2 separate regions of the Mus musculus genome follow, and region 2 is linked to region 1. Evidence: chromatin loops called from intact Hi-C (ENCODE). Cell type or tissue: gastrocnemius. All regions are shown on one strand. Links, peaks and the distances in the headings refer to the core of each region. The heading gives the core; the rest is flanking DNA. Region 1 holds the start of Fbln5 (fibulin 5). Region 2 overlaps Fbln5 (fibulin 5).

Region 1 (8,335 bases), core at 121-8,120:
ATGCTTCACAGATAGCTCCATAACCCATTTCTCTTTATTACTGATTAATCATTCCATTCGCTTACATCTCAAATGATATCCCACTTCCCGGCTACCCCTCCACAAGTCCCCCATCCCTCAACCTCCCTCTTCTCCCTCCCTTTGCCTCTATGAGGGTGCTCCCCCCATCCTCTCCCTCCTCACCCCTCCAGCATCCCCCTACACTGGGGCATCAAACATCCACAGGACAAGGACCTCCCTTCCCATTGATGCCAGATAGGACAATCCTCCGCTACCTATGTATCTGGAGCCACGGATCCCTCTCTGTACACTCCTTGGTTGGTGGTTTAGTCCCTGAGAGCACTGGGTGGTCCAGCCAGCTGATGTTGTTCTTCCTATGGGGTTGCAATCCCCCTTAGCTCCTCCAGTCCTTCCCACCTGGGTACCTGATGTACAACACACTTAAGGTTTGATTGATGTTCAACCCACTTAACGTCTTGTACTTTTACAAAGTTCTAGACATTTATTTATTTATTTCTATTTTTAAAGGTTTTTTTTGAAGTTTTAATTTTATGTATATGGGTATTTTGCCTGCATGTATGTCAGAAGAGGGAATCAGGTCCCCTAGAACTGAAGTCATCAGCAGGTTTGAGCCACCTTGTGGGTGCTGGGAATTTGAACCCAGGTCCTCAGCAAGAGCAGCCAATGCTCTTAGCCATCTCTCCAGCCCCTACAATCATAGTTTTTATATTAATCTAATAAAATTGGTCTATGTGACTACCAAGATTCTATTAGAACTATAAAGTATATTAGAAAGCCTGCAATATCAGTGTGTGAGGAGCCTCTTCAGCATTTTAAAACATGTTATAGCACAACATCATGAAACTCAAGTCTATGTTCCTTACTGTACGAAGTGCCTTGGCCAGAAATTACATCAGGTACTTGAGAGGTTCTTTTGTACTCCCTCCCAGTCACTGCCGACTTTGAGCTTTAGACAGAGCAGCAGGCCAGGGTGCACACTTAGAGGTCTAGCTATTTTGATGGGTTACTCTCATTTATTTCCCAATCTGAAATTCTCTTTATTTCGCCCCTTTAGTGCAGAACTGGTGGACTTGAAGGGTTTTTATAATCCTAGCTACTAGAACAATGGACGGGAGGTACTATCTCATGAAGGAGATGAACCTAAATGTAGTTTATTCTTAGCCATTTCATACGCCCATAGTAAATAAATCAGGTCAGTTGACCTCTGAGCTTCAGCGGAATCAACAGCAGTCTGGCTGCTCTAGTTCAGTCTAACGAGATTTTAGAGTAAGAGTCCGTTTCCTTAAAACAGTGTTAGAAAAGAATAGGATGTAGGCTTCAGAGACTCGCTGGCATCTCTGAGAGCCATGAGGCAGTGGGGAAGTCACTCGACCCCTTTTATTCCCACCTCCAAGGAAACTGAACCAGTTTCTACTGTACAGAGGCATATGGGGGGGGGGGGGACTCTGCCCCTTTGCTTTCTGAACTGTAGGTCGGGCAGTTGAGGGTCCAAGAGAAGGTTCAGGCAAGGAAGGTCTTGCGGTGTAGCAGTCTGGTCGTCGTGTCTTTTGGAGAGCAGTGTCTTTGGCACTTTTGCACTTGATAGAGGGTTCCAGAGCTATGAAACGAAAGGGAGTGGGGCGGGGCTTCCAGGGCCCAAGTGTAGCCCACCATTCTTTAGGCTTTTCGCTGTTGACTTTTACAAATCACCTTTCTACTTTGAAGGCCAGAAACAGCAACAGCAGCAGCAACAACAACAACAAGCTAAGGATAACGAGGTGAGGGCGGCCAAGGAGAGTTCTCAGCCATTGCTTGCTCTTCCTGGTCCGCCCTTACCCCCACATCCCAGCTTAGGGGTACCACGCTTGTTCCAGCCCGTGATTTAAGCCTCGGGTTCCCAATTGCTCACGCGTCTTTCGTCCGTGAAGCCGCCTTGGTGTGAGTTCAAGTTCGTGCTGCCACAGAGCCTGATGACACGCCCCCTCGCACGCGCCCCGCTCCGCCCTGGGGAGGCCGGGCGCCCCCCAGCCCCGCGCTCTGACGGGCTCCCCTCCCAGCGCCGAGCACTTGGCCCTGGCAGACGCCCCAAGATTGTTGTGAGGAGTCTAGCCAGTTGGTGAGCGCTGTAATCTGAACCAGCTGTGTCCAGACCGAGGCCCCATTTGCATTGTTTAACATACTTAGAAAATGAAGTGTTCATTTTTAACATTCCTCCTCCAATTGGCTTAATGCTGAATTACTGAAGGGGGTTAAGCGAAACCAGGTGCCGGCGGCGAGGGCTCTGCAGTGGCTCCCAGCACCCGGCACTGTCCCGGCCCTCCGCGCTGCCCGCTCGGCCCCTCCGGAACCAAGCCGCCCCAGTCCCACCGCAGAGCCTGCCTTCCTCGCGTCGCTTCTCCTCCCGCGCATCTTGGATATGCCAGGATTAAAAAGGTAGGTTGGAAGGCGCCAGGAACTGTCTCCAGGCTTGAGAAACCTAACTCCAGACCTGATGGGTGGAAAATAGCTATGGCTGAGATTCCGCCTGTGTCAGGGCACTGGAAAAGACTTTTAGCTAGTGATGCAATGACCCTGTTAATTACAAAAAGCTGCGCCCATCTCAAAGTCTTCGTTTGGGAGTGGGGATTTTTCTAACAGCGTCAGGAGTCAGCATCTCGAGAGAGGCAGCAGACAACCTCTCTAGGTCATTTCTCTTTCTTTTTGGAAAGGGCAGCAACGTTGTGCGCAGTTTATAAACTATCACACTACATGTTTTTTAAATTTGGGAGACTGCTGACTACGGCACCAGCAATTGCTTTGCTGCAACGGCTGTGAGACAAGCAGAAGTCTCCGAACACTTCTGTCTGCGTTTGCTCTATGTGTGTGATTTACAGAGGGAATGGGACCTAGAAGTTTCGAGCCAATGCACAGTGGACTCTGCAGACAGAGACGCATGTAAGCAAATGTTTTGCTGTTCTTTGCGGAAATTGCAATTCCAGTCAAGTAATCCTTGAGCCTTGAGGAAGTTTAAGGATGACATCTGTTCTCCCTTTCTCCAGTGTCTCTTGAAAATATAGCTGCCCTGCATAGATCTACACACTTTCTCTGTGTGTGTTTGCATGTGGGAGGGGTGCATGCATGCGAATACAAACCGAGCCTCATTATGGTAAGCCATAGTTAATATTACCATCCCACATCTCTGACCAGCAATGTCTGTCACTGACAGACAGTTGGAGGGTCTGTCCTCCTCCTCCTCCTCCTCCTCCTCCTCCTCCTCCTCCTCCTCCTCCTCTTTTGGATGGTGGACCCAGATTCAAAAGAAAAGGGTTGAGACAGTTTCTCCTCCCCAGTATTAATTATACTTCAATTTTGGTATGATTTCTTTCTGGAAAGCTTCTCTGTTAGCCTAGAGATTATTTGGCCCCCAGGACCCAGCCATAGCTCTTCCAGGAGGCTGGGCTTGGAGCTGGCCAGCCCTGGTCTGGCTTTCGCCAAAAGGAATGGGGAGTGGGGTAGGGGGAGAAGCCGGTAGGGTTAGCATGCCTTTTCCAGTCTCTCTCAAACTGTACTGCATACAGTCAAGCTGCTCTGTCTCCAACATAAACGAGACGGGATTTTATAACCACCTGAAAGGAAACTTCATGAGAAGAAACAGGAAAACATTGAAATTCATAATCTACAGACTGGAAAATAAATTTGTTATTGTTCTCTTATTCCTTCCAGATATAAAGTCTGGCTCTTGCAAATATAAAAAAAAGCCCAGGGATTTGGCTCTGCACTTTATAAGGTCAGAGCTGTCTCCAGTGTTGGAGAACCTGGCTCACATAGGCAGTTAGATGAAATGGAAACCTGTCTACTCAGGATTGGATCTGGGACTCCGTGAAGGAAGTGGGTTTGCATCTTCCAGTACCACATCGGGCTCAGTTTTGCCTGGGTGCCTGGGTGCTACCTTCCCTCTGTGTCCTCTACATACCTACTGCTATTTCTCCTGCGCTGTGGGTCAGGGATGTGAATGAGCTTGGAATTTCTTGAGCACTCATTCTGAAAAGGCCCTGGGGACTACAGAGTCATGGTGCTAGGTGGGTAATGATAAGCCTCAGGCTCCAACCAGGTCCCCAGGCTCATAGCCATGCTGAGAAACAGTCAAGATCGCCCCCTTCAGGAAGCTTTCTCTGTTGACTCTTGACATTCTTATCAAAGCGAATCTACACTCCCGGCCCATGCCACAAAGCAGCCAGCTCAGGTGGCTGGCAGCTGGGTCACAGCTCTGTGGCTCTCCTGCCCAGTATCTAGGCTGCAAGCTGTAGTTGCTTGGATAGATGCTAGTGACCTGGAGAGTGTGGTTACAGACTGGATCATCAGCACAGGCTTCACGTTGTCTTCCATCTTTCCTGCTCTAGGTGCCCAGGTCAGTAGTGTTGCATCTGCTCATTTGGCTATATACCTAGGCTCCATGACTCTTTAACCTGCAAAACAGCTCTTGTACCATACTCCATGTTGTATGGTGCACACCTGTAACCCCAGCATTTGAGGGGTAGAGGCAGGAGAATCAAGAGTTCTGAGCTAAGTTTGCTAGTTTGAGGCTAGCCTGGACTACATGAGGCCCCGTCTTAAATAAAACAACAAAACAAAACAAAGCAAAAAGGTTGGCTAAAATGTCTGTCTTGGAATCCCAGTACTCAGGAAGCCGAGGTACAATTGCCACAAGTCTGAGGACAACCTGGGCCATATTGTAAGTTGCAGGTTAGCCTGGGCTACAGAATGAGACCTTGTTTCGAAAAAGAAAAACTAAAAAACCAAAAAACCAAAAAATACACCCAAGCCACCAAAAAAAAAAAAAATTACAGAAATTCTGTACCTGTTAAACACCCCCTCCCTGCCCAGAAGCTCACAACTCCCAGAACCACCATTTTTCTTTCTGAGTCTGAAAACTGTGGGGTACCTGATCTAAGTTGAAATCTATGTGTTTGTGTGTGTGTGACTCATCTCACTATGACACCCCGTGGATCACCAGTGCTATTGCTCTTATTTTGTTTTGTTTTGTTATATTTTAATTACATTTATTTACTGACGTGGGAGAGCATGCGGTGCTGTCCACTAATGGCGGCCAGAGGACAACTTTGAAAAGCTGGTTCTCTCTTTCTGCTTTATTACCAGGCTGACTTTGAACTCCTGAGTTCCAGTGACCTTTGCACTTTAACCTTTGGGAGCAGCTAGGATTACAAGCACATAGCAATGTGTCTAGCTTTCCACATTGTATCGTGTCCAACTTTTGAGTTTAAGTCTGAATAATATTGTTGGTGTGTGTGTGTGTGTGTGTGTGTGTGTGTGTGTGATGTGTGTGAGAGAGGAGGGGGACACATTTTGTTTAGCTATTCATACACGAACATTTGGATTGTACCCACCTTTTGGTTATCGTAAAAAAAAAAATGCGGCTATGAGCATGCCTGTGCATATATACTTATGTCTGGTCTTTGACTCAGTTCCCCGGGGAGTGCACTCTGGAGTGGGTCTGCTGGATCGCAGGTGAGGACACCACACAGCTGCATCAGTTTTACCTCCAGTAGTGCACCGGAGCTGTGGTCTCTCTACATTCTTCCTAGACCTGCTGTTTTCTGTCTTGCATTTTTCTAAGATGAAGAATTTATTTAATGTGTATGAGTGTTTGCTTGCTCTGGGTACAAGTGAGTGACCCTGCTTCGATGTATAAGGTAAAGAATGACTGAGGAGCATACTTGCTGCCAACCTCTGGCCCCCATAGGAATACACAGACATGTAAATATGCACTTACACACATGCTCCAACATGTTCAACACACAGGTCCATGCATGCTGCACAAATAGCCATCTTAATGGATGTGAGTGGTATAGACTTCGCAGTTTTAAAGCATACTGGTGACCACAGTTTCACCAGACAAAACGTTGGCCACAGCAAAGAACCAAATCACCCACAGGCAAAGATATTTACTTGCTTGTGGGTGGCCACGTTGGCTGGGCCAGGGTGTTAAGGCATTTCCTGCTGTTACCCACTGCCTTTCTCACACTGGCTCCTCAGACTTCCATCCCCTGGGATGGCAGTTCTCACGAGCCACGTGCTAGGGTGGACCCTGGGTTCTTGGACCATTCAAGCCCAGGTTCTCACATGTGTGGACTGAGGGCTCCACGTTCTGGTTAAGTGACTTCCTGCAAACACAGAGCCTCTCACATTCTTGCTTTCATGGATTGAAGACACAGAGGCTCTTGGCTCTGCAGTCAGGTCAGAATAATGTTTGACTCAGGTGGTCTCTGTGCAGAATGATAAAAGACCAAGACAACTGGTTGATGCCACAGACTGTGGGTCTTTGGATTTTTGTCCCTAAGCAGCAAAACATGTGACCTAACTCACTATCCCAACACATGAAGCAAGTGTGAGGAGGCTGCCTCTTGTGGGGTTAGAGTAGAGGGCTGGAAGCGCTCTTGGGCTCTGCTGAGTGTGCCCTATTCGCTTGCAAGCATATGGTAAAACCACCAACTAAATGCCAGGTAGCAGGAGGTCCAGGTTTCCTGGCCATGAGCATCCCTTGGCACTCACTCTGATTTTCACTGCCCACAGGATACTCACTGTTACCATCTTGGCACTCTGGCTTCCACATCCTGGGAATGCACAGGTAAGGCTTCAAGTTGTCCAGGAGCATGTCACAAAGCTAGGGGAGAGTGTCCAGCCATGCATTTTAGGGTCCCAGGGTTATGGGAATGGGAGGTACTCTGCAGTTCACTTACTACCCTCCATACAAACATATCATAGTGAAGGCTCTAAGAGATGGAGGTTGGCCCAGGGTGATATAGGTTTCAAGTGGCAAGGTTGGAATTGGATCTCAGCATCCTGGCTCCAAACCTTGGTGTCCCTCAGGGAAACTCACTAACTTAAATGGTAGTTCAATGTGGTGCTTCTGGTCAGGGAGTTCTCCACCCAGGATGCTTACAAAAGGCCCCCACGGCTAGGTCAGTGTGTGTTTACAGCCATACAATGCCCAGTGAAAGAGATAGGAAGGAGAAGGTTGGTTATCTGGAGCTGGGGGGGGGGCGTGGGGGGTATCCATTCACCTGGGAGGAGTGTGCAAGGGGCAATATCTCATTTTTAAAGTTATAGGGAGGGTTGTGCTAGGTGTGTCAGCCCCAAGTAATATGGTAGGGTTCCTCTAGATTGGTGGTTCTCAACCTGTGGATTGCAACCAGTTCTCAATCCCTTTGTGGGTGGGGTCGAACAACCCTTTCACAGGGGTCACCTAAGACTATCAGAAAGCACAGATTTTTACATCACAATACATACCAGTGGCAAAATGATAGTTATGAAGTAGCAATGAAGTAATTTTATGGTTGGGGGTCACTACAACGTGAGGAATTTTATTAAAGGGTCGCAGCGTTACAAAGGCTGAGAAACACTGTTCTAGATGGCTCAGAGAGGCCCTTCTGTGTGGCCCTTCTCATGGAGAGAAAATAAAGACAGCCTCATTTCTGAGTAAGGCCGAGGGCTGCAGGTGAGGAAGGGTAGGCGCCTGCCCATCATGCATAAGGCTATAAGTTTCATACCTAGCACTGAGAAAACTATGCTGGGGTGGAACAGGGGGAAGAGCTGTGAAGTACGTCCAAAGGCCATTAGACACACTCAGACCATTGGAGACAGGAAGGATTTGAGAGGAATGTATAAGAATTTTAGATCTCAGAGGGACCTTGGCATCCTGTAATCTAGTCCCAAGAGTTATAGACAAAGACATCTAGTCCTGAAGCAGATAGTGGTCATAGATAAAGGTAATTAGTATAGGCATTTATAGTAACATAGTTCCTCTTTGTAACTACTTAAAACTAAGTAACAGTACCCCATTTTATAGATAGAGAAACTGAGGCAAAGGGAAGGATGAGGAGAAGTAAGGACTCTAGTGAGAATTAGAAACCAGGTAAACAAGTGGCTTGAGCCCATTCTGTCCCAGCACTGAGGTCGAGAACAGGACTGAAACCTGATCTCCTGGGGTCTGTGGTATAGACTCCTGCTTCTTCTGGGTCCTTTGTCCTGAGGCTCTAAGGCTTGGAACTCTCAGCAGTAGCACAGGCCAGGCTCACAAATCACCCCATGGCTCAGGGAAGCCTGGCCTTGAGGCTGGAGGAGGGGCCTGGTGACAGGTGTACCACAATCCTAGACACTGAACTCATTCCTGTGTCAGCCTCCAGGCACCGCAAGGGGCTCTCAAACACCCAGATCAGGTGTTTAAAAGTTCACAGTCAAGGCTGGAGAGATGGCTCAGCCCACGGCCCAAAACACAAAAGTTCACAGCACTTAGGAAACGGGCGGGAAGACTAGTTCCAGGCCAGCCTGGACTACA
Region 2 (8,335 bases), core at 158-8,157, 54 kb after region 1:
GTGGCAGAGTTGAGAGGAAGGCCAAGGGCTCAGTGAATCAGTTGGGGAACCTTGCCCTCAGGATTCAGGCTGCTGGCCAGTAACCCCCGTGAATCCTCTGCTCTCCACCCCTCTAGCTCTGGCCATAGCTCATGCAACCATGCCTGGCATTTTACACAGTGCTGGAGATCTGAACTCAGTTCCTCATGCTAACACAACAAGCGCTTTTCAGACCGAGCTGTTGCCTCAGGTCCAGGCCCTTGGGATTCAGAAGTAACCACTGGAAAATCTGGCAGAGAGAGGCCGTGAGGGTGCAAGGGGTTTAACCCTTTCTGTTCTATCAAAAGTAGTTTTGAGCGATAGAAGCAGCATTGAGCTCATTTTTCACCAATTGGCAAATGTCTGGCCAGAAACTGAGGACACCAGCCCCAAAGTGCAGCAACATTGGCCTATCTAAACTGGTATGTGGCTTAGTGCACTAGGGACATACTCCTGCCCAGTCCCGCCCCTGTCTGGATGGAGAAATGCCCAGTCTCTCATGAGTGCTGGGTGCGTGGGCACCAGAGCAGCCCGGTATCTCACCAGACCCTTCCTACATGGCTGTTCATTTGTTTGTTTTTCCTCTTAGGGCTCCAGAGTTGGCAGGAAGCAGGCACTTTGTGGGCATGGAATTAGCCTTCCCCTATATGAGGCCCCTCAAAAGCTGCTTACCACAAAGGCCTTTACTTCTGAGAACATTCAAAGCTCTTTTCAGAGCCTTAAGAGGCTTAACTGGACTTGTGAAGTGGAGAAAAAGTCTCTTAACTAGAACTGCCACCAGAGGCATGTGACATGTGGGAGGGGGTACTTGCCAAGGGTCAGTTGATGCCAGCATCAGAAAGATCTCCTTCCCTCTGTCCCCTACCTCAATGAACTATACAAAATGAGTCCTGTGGATTTTGAAGGGATTCCTAACTCATGCTGTAGTTCTCACCAGGCCCTTGTTGGCATGTGAATTGGGGGCAAGTCTCTTAATGTTCAGAAGTATGAAAATAGCTCTGCTGATGTGTAATTGATACACAGTATACCACATGAACCCATCACTGCACTGAGGAGGAGGGATCTGCCATTACTCTTTGTCCTCTTTGTAATCCTTTCCTTTCCCTATGGAACATGAAGAATGGGGGAGGGGCAATGGTCTGAAAGCAGAATTGCTACAAGAATAACCGGTGAGGTTATTTATTCATAACAAACATATTCGCAGAATTGCTGCGATTGTTTAGCTGACACAAGTCAGCGAGAGTGAAGAGAGGAGCAAATCAGAGATGGGAAAGAGTGGGTTCTGCCTGGGAATTCTGTGGGTGAGTCTGGGAGAGCAGGCTTCCTGGTAGGTACAAGTGTACATACACATAGATGCAGTGTGTGACATCTTCATCTCCCTTCTGGCTTGCCACTCTAGAAGGGACTGCATACAGAGGCTCTCGATCTTCAGGGTACCTGTTGGGGATGGTCCTAGTTGCTTTCCTTGTGGTTGTAATAAAGCATCCTGACAGAGCAACTTAAAAGACAAAGGACTTATGGTTCAAGACAGAAGGCCACCATCATGTCTAGGCCACAGCAGGAGGAGGCACCTGGTCACATGGCACCCACATGGAGCAGAGAGTGGTGAAACCTAGTTCTTGCTCACTTTCTCCGTGTACTCAGTGCAGGGGATGGTGCTGCCCACATCAGTAAATTACTCAACAAAATAACTCTCAGGCATGGCCAGAGGCTACATTCTTTATAGGTGTGCCTGAAGGCTCATCTGGATCCTGTAAATTGACAGTTAATATAGTCTCACAGAACATGAGATCATGGTCTGATAGGTCCTCGGTGGGGGATCCTTGGCACCTAGGAAGCTGGGCTCTTGGTGATAGATTTTGCTGCCAATTCATGTTTCTGCTTTGTGTGTGTGTGGTTGTTTGTTTGCTTGTTTGTTTTCTTTTGTCACACTAATAGTGATGCACTTTGGTTTTGTACAGATGTGAACGAGTGCGAAACTGAGAATCCCTGTGTTCAGACCTGTGTCAACACCTATGGCTCTTTCATCTGCCGCTGTGACCCAGGATATGAACTTGAGGAAGATGGCATTCACTGCAGTGGTAATGGGCTGGGCATTGGAGCTGTCCACCTGTTCAGAGATCCGGGGCTGGGGCAAGGGATTTATCACAGGTGTTTCCTCTGGTTTCCTGGTTGTGTGTCTAGCTGGAGACATTTCCCAGTGTCATGGGAACATAACCACACAGAACAAAGATGAGTCACTTCCTGAGACGTGGAGTTCAGTCTTACCTTCCTGGTCATCTGACTTTAATGAGAAGCCAGTGTTTGGATCTGGGATGGAGTTGGTGAGAGCAAGAACTCACTCAGTTTTGCCAGTTGATCTGAGAGTTTCCTATCCTTTGCCAGCACTGGCCTAAAACCTGAAAATGGTATAGATGATATTTATGGAGGACTGTGATTTAGGGGTAATTGATTTTGCTACTATGTTAGAAGGACATTGAGTAAATAAACTATACATATGCATGCACATACTTTGGGAATGTCATCAAATAATCATGGTCCAGCACTAGGCCTGGTGCACAGTGAGCATTAAATTTAAATGAAATGAACATGAAATTTAAATAAATTCCATCCAAGCCCAGGTGCTGTTATTCTCTTCTCAGGCTAGTTTCTTGAGTCCGTTGTAATTCTTTTTTTTTTTTTTTTCTCCCAGAAAGTTAAATTCCTAGATAGTCAGAAAACGATCATGGAAGTTAGAACTTTTTGAAAGTAAGAAACACATTTCATTTACATTTTGTCTGTAGCATCCCATACAACACAGATCGGTGGGCTCATTTGTTTGTCTCTGTGTCTGTCTGTCCCCCCATTCTTTGTAAATTTTTTGTTAAAGGTAAGATCATCCCACCAGCTTTAATGTCCTCTGCAATTGTAAATTAGCTCAGCTCACATTAATAATGTTTCCTGTGATTTTTCAAAATAAAAGCAGGCAGTGCTCTAGGTGTGAAAATTATCCAGCAGAATGGAAAGAGACCCAATCTTGAGTTTCACCATAACAGGGACACACAGAGGCTGTGAATGAGACTTGTTTACTAGCTTCTCTTGGGACTGGAATGTTCTAGGGACAGAGTTCTCAGAAACAAATGGCTACCTCTCCCCAGGGCCAGGCCACCCTCAGAGTCACAGCAAGCAGTTACAGAGCCTCAGCCTGATTAAATACCAGCCCCACATACAGAACTAAAATATCCAAGGGCATGAAAGGCCCCTTTCTTCCTCTGTTTCTACTTCCTTTATGGCACTCCTTAGAGAGTCTGGGCCAAAGAACTGAGGGATGTGGAAAGCTTTGCATTATGGGATGGGATTAGTACTTTCTCTGAAATTACCTGAAATCCCATAGATGTTTATTGACCACTGTCAGGGTCTTGAGGTAGGGACTCTGGAGCTAGATGGATCTGGGTTCAAACTCTGCCTCTGTTAGTCATCACTTCTTCCCATGGAGTTTTTCAGGCCTTGGTTTCTTCCCTGTTAAATAACATGGAGTGGTTGTAAAGACAAATTGGTGTTCCTCAATGCTATGGTCACTTAGTGAGTTTTCCCTAAGTATTAGAGACTTTGGACTTCACGAGGAGCTCAAATCCTTTCTAGTTTGGCAGAATTTCTCTTTTGATCCTAAATGACCTATTTATTCTCCATGGTCACTGAATAACACGTTCTACCAACTTTACTGGGAACCCTGGTCTCAGCAGGCCTTGTAGACAGCTAGAAGTGTCCTAGGGACTGTGTTTTGTGCACTTTATCCTAGATACTGGGGCACTGTCATTCTTAGTTGGCTCTCAAAGCTGGGGTAGTCCCTCTTTGCAGCACCAGATCCCTTGTCCCTGTGTCCTCCCGGGATTTGCTAAGCCATGCTGATCCTAGAAATGAGATAGGGTTTCACACGGAGGAATGGCAATGGCCTGATGTGTACTCCCTGCCAGACACCTGGCTTCTATTTCAGCTTTTCAGTGGAGGGTGGAGCTACAGGCCTTTGTGGGGAAAAAAACTTTCTGGGATTTCTGGAATTGCAGATATTAAGACAAACTAGAGTGTAGTGAGTCAGGGACCCTCCTTCATCCAGTAGGAGGTAGGTTGGGCTTTTCCTTCCTATCCTACACTGAAGCTAACTTTGCTGGGGTATTTCTCCTCGCACATTGGCACTCCCAGATCCGATGATTTTAGATCCTGAGCAGCTGTTACTCAGGGGATGTTACCTCATCAAGTGCATCAGAGTTGCTCTGAGGCTCCACATTCAGATCCATGATCTCCTATTTAATCATTTGATCTATGAACTTGGTCTAGTTGCCGAAATCCTGTGAGCCTCATTTAAAAAAAAAAAATCTTTTAATTCAAATAGTCATAACACCTTCTTCTCAGGGTTGAGGTAGAGATTAAATATGAGACATGTTGAACATTTAATGTGGTGGTTGATACACAGTAGGCCTTGGGAATTGATAGATATCACTACTGACATCTCATAAAGGAGTTAATGAAACCCGCAAACTACACAGAAACGATTGGTGACATGTCACGATGGAGTGGAGCTGGGGACCCCCAGATTTCTCTGCAAAGCTGGCTGAGGATTGGATAATACTGGAGCATGCTAACTCCAGTTAGTGAATTACATCCTAAATCCACCGACTCTTCACCCATGGGCAAGAGACAGCTCAGAAAAATGGGGAGAGGTTCCCTTCTTGGGTAAAGAAAACATTAGTCATGCGATATGTGGGTTCTTCAAAGACAAAGCGGCAGTCTCCTTCATGCCAACACTCTCGGGGTTGATCTGAGCCGTCAGTGGTCTGTGAGTTACAGAGTAGTCAGAGGACATGCCACATGGGAACCAGGGAAAGCAAGTTTTTGGGAAACAACAAATGCAAGAAAAACATGTTTTCTTTGGCGTGCCTGTCAAATGAGGCGCAAATGGGGCCTGTATTGCCAAATTCTGTGTGTGATCAAGAATTGGCTTTTCTGGAATGCCTGCTCCTATGTCAGCTGCCAAGGTCTATGCAGAGTAATGGTAGCATTGTTGGGACAGTGCTGCCCCCTGCCCTCCTCTGCAGGATGGTTCCAGGCTAGCTAGCTGCTGCTGTATCTCTTGTTCTAAGGAACATCTGAGGCAGCCAGGCCACCAGAGGCATTGTACCCGCTCTGCTCCTTGACTCAAATACAGGGAGTAAGCTCACCATCGGTAGATGTGGTCAAGAAGTAAGTTGGCAACCTCGTAGCCTTGAAGTCATTGTCTCTTAGGGAAGAGAGGTAGTCGGTGAAAATAACCAACAGCTATACCTTGTTACTCTCAGATATGGACGAGTGCAGCTTCTCCGAGTTCCTCTGTCAACACGAGTGTGTGAACCAGCCGGGCTCATACTTCTGCTCGTGCCCTCCAGGCTACGTCCTGTTGGATGATAACCGAAGCTGCCAGGGTAAGACTGCCCACAGGGACTGGTGGAGCTGACTCAGGTGGTCATCTGGATGTATCCTCCTGTGGAATCTTGTTGCTTCAGGAAGATGGCAGAGTTGGGTGTGGTTGGGCCTGGAAGATCTGGGAAGGATGTCTGAGTGGATATCTTTCTCTTCTCTCTGAGTAGCCTGTCCTCTGGCCAGGAGAGGGGGGTAGTTACATGTGTCTGTACAATGACCTCTGTAGAGGTAGGTGGCACTTTCTGAGGGATGGTTTCTATCTTGCCAGGCAGATCGACCTCTGCAACCCCAAGAATGACTACTTTGGCCCTAACCAAGGCCTCTTTTAGCTAGGTCCCACTGAGTGTCGGCTTTCTCGTGTTGCCTTGAAGGCAGCTTGTCTAGCTGGCTCTCTCTGACTTCCTAGAGATTGAATACTGGGGTTCCTCACAGGGTCCAGACCCTGAATACAAAATGGCTAAGCCTTCTTGAGATTGACAGTCCTGCACTTGATCCCTTGCAGAATGACTGCCCCTTTATTAACCTTATTCCCAACAACATGTAAGAATTATCCATGGTGGTGACAGACATCAGAAACGTCACTCAAATTACTATGAACGTGGGCTTTTTGGCTTACCTAATCTACTAGCCACACGAAAAATAATATAGACAAATAGATCTAGTCAGTTTTAATGCTATATTTTGTTTAAAGCCATGAGTCCAAACATTTTATAGTTTTAATATATACTCAATATAAAAGTTGCTGATAAGATGCTATAAATTCTTTTTACTGAAGCATAGAGATCTTGTGTCTATTTCCTGTTACAAGCACATCTCAATTTTCACTGCCCATGTTTTGAGTGCCCAATAACTGTGTGGAACCAATGGCTGCCATATTGGATGACAAGATGCAAGTGGCTCTCACTCTTATCCTCCCCCTCCCCCACATAGCTGGTCCAGGGCTAACACCATGCTTCTCCTCTACCCTGCATTTCAGATATCAATGAATGTGAGCACCGAAACCACACGTGTACCTCACTGCAGACTTGCTACAATCTACAAGGGGGCTTCAAATGTATTGATCCCATCAGCTGTGAGGAGCCTTATCTGCTGATTGGTGAAAAGTAAGCCAAGGCTAATCCTTGGGAAGTGGAAGGGAATGGGGACCTGGCTCAGGAGACTGTCAGTATCTTATCAAGGAGCTTTCCTGAGCCAAGGAGTCAGGAGATCTGCTCTAGTCAAGTTTCTGAAGTCCTAAAGGCAGACCAATTACTAAATCATCACATGGCTAGTAATAACATTGAGAAGATAACTTCAACCATTTGATTTTACTGGGATGTGTTTTGCAGGCCTGGAGTCCTCTGTGTTTCTTTTCTTTCCCCTTACCCCCGCTGCTGGCCCATCTCTGTTCCTCATCCTGCATGGAAAGCATACGTGCACAGCATACAGCACAGACATGTACACCTTCCCTCCTTTCTACCGTCAGCTATGAGCCCCCTCCCCTCAGCAACTGCAAACCCTCACAGTGGAGATGAAGGACTGGATCAGCCACAGCCATCCCATTCTTCTCTCAAAGAAGATTCGGGGCTTACAAGTAAAATTCCTGCTGTGATTTAAAAAAAAAATGGACCAAAGATGAGGACAAAGTCAGGCCTGGGGGCTCCTTGAGAGGTGTTGTCATGTGTTGCTATAAGTAGTACTTCCTAGAAATTCTTTAGAACAGGGACCTCCCAGTTTCTGATTCCAGATCCCCAAGTAGCCCAATAGAGCACTAAACCACTCTCCATGTTTGGGTCTCTCTGGTTCGGGAACTGATGTTGTCCAACTGGCAGGCTTGATCAGATGCTACTAGTGAAACCTCTGCCCTGAAAAAGCTTGGTAACTTCCTCCTTCTAAGCCCCAGAGCCACGTGATGGCCATCTGCTTCCAGCTCCTTGTCTGCTCAGGAGTCCTGTACAGGAGCACTGCCAGCTGGAACAAGGTGTGTTCTCACCTTGACCAACACCCAGTGGGCCCAGCCTCCCCGAGTTTGTGCATATACTTCCTCCCAGATGGAAGGCATTTCTTTCATCTCCTCGTGGCCAGACCAACTCCATCTTTCAGTTCTCTACTCAGTGCCCCTCTCCCAGCTGTTCACGATCCTCTTCAGCTGGGAGCCATCACTCCCCTTTCCAATTTTCTTTTAGGAAACAATTATTTTCTCTCTGACATGTGACATTTTAATGTGATCATTTTGGCATCAGGGCTATTTTGACTTGGCTGCTCGCTCAGTTGCAGTCTTAACAACATGATACTTTGATGATTCTCTGTAGTCTTTTGCTTGTTAACTATTAGTGGTGCTCTGTTTTGTGCTGGGCACTGTAGCTTAATGGCATGTGGGAGAAGGTACAGTAAAGAAACTGCCAGCATAGCAGCTCCATTATGGGGCAAGGCTTTTACCCTAAGAGGAAGAACATATCCAGTGACAACTGGAAGAGCCCAGAGCAGAGAGAAAGAGAAACAGATTGGACATAGCCAGGGCAAGGGAAGCCAGAGTGGGAGAAAGAAGTGGAGGTAGCAAGAGCTAGTGAGAGAGCAGGAGAAAGCATGAGAGAGTGTGACCAGAGGGTGGACATATCCTGCAGAGAAGGCAAAGCTTCAGGGAGGGACTCCTTTTGGGGACAGAAAACCTGTTCCACAAGTTCCAGAGGAATGCTTGCTTTTATCTAACCACCAGAAATCCTTCTACAGTCCAATTTGTGCTCATTTCTGGCTATATGGGCTTCCTGAGACCACCAAAAGTCTAGGAGTGGAGAAAGACAGCAAGCAGATTGGCTAATGAATGAATACATAATGGCAGACTGAGTGAGGAGTTTATAGACAAGGAAAGAGGAAGTTGGACCTGTTCTGGGAATCTAAAGGCCCC

The links. A loop is a pair of places that touch in the nucleus more often than their neighbours do. Peaks named below come from ENCODE experiments on the same cell type or tissue, not always from the same donor. Only the 100,000 strongest peaks of a DNase experiment are listed, where the experiment ranks them.
Region 2: a loop joins it to region 1, with 2.5 times the contacts of the local background. A loop is called at or near these places in 2 of 42 quality-filtered maps.

Annotation. Positions count from the first base shown.
Region 1 is chr12:101,812,832-101,821,166 of GRCm38, reverse strand. Fbln5 (fibulin 5) reads left to right here and starts at 2,048. Exons shown (of 11, transcript NM_011812.4): 1 at 2,048-2,433; 2 at 6,571-6,625. The coding sequence starts at 2,417. In gastrocnemius, for the core only: a CTCF peak has its summit at 4,137 (motif pointing left); DNase peaks (open chromatin) are centred at 2,059, 2,309, 3,461 and 6,537; H3K4me3 peaks cover 3,201 bases; H3K27ac peaks cover 2,692 bases.
Region 2 is chr12:101,758,920-101,767,254 of GRCm38, reverse strand. Fbln5 (fibulin 5) reads left to right here. Exons shown (of 11, transcript NM_011812.4): 7 at 1,980-2,099; 8 at 5,331-5,453; 9 at 6,428-6,554. Among named protein-coding and RNA genes, the nearest start is that of Tc2n, 45 kb to the right of the region's middle. In gastrocnemius, for the core only: a CTCF peak has its summit at 5,070; no DNase peak of the experiment used is centred there; H3K27ac peaks cover 2,941 bases.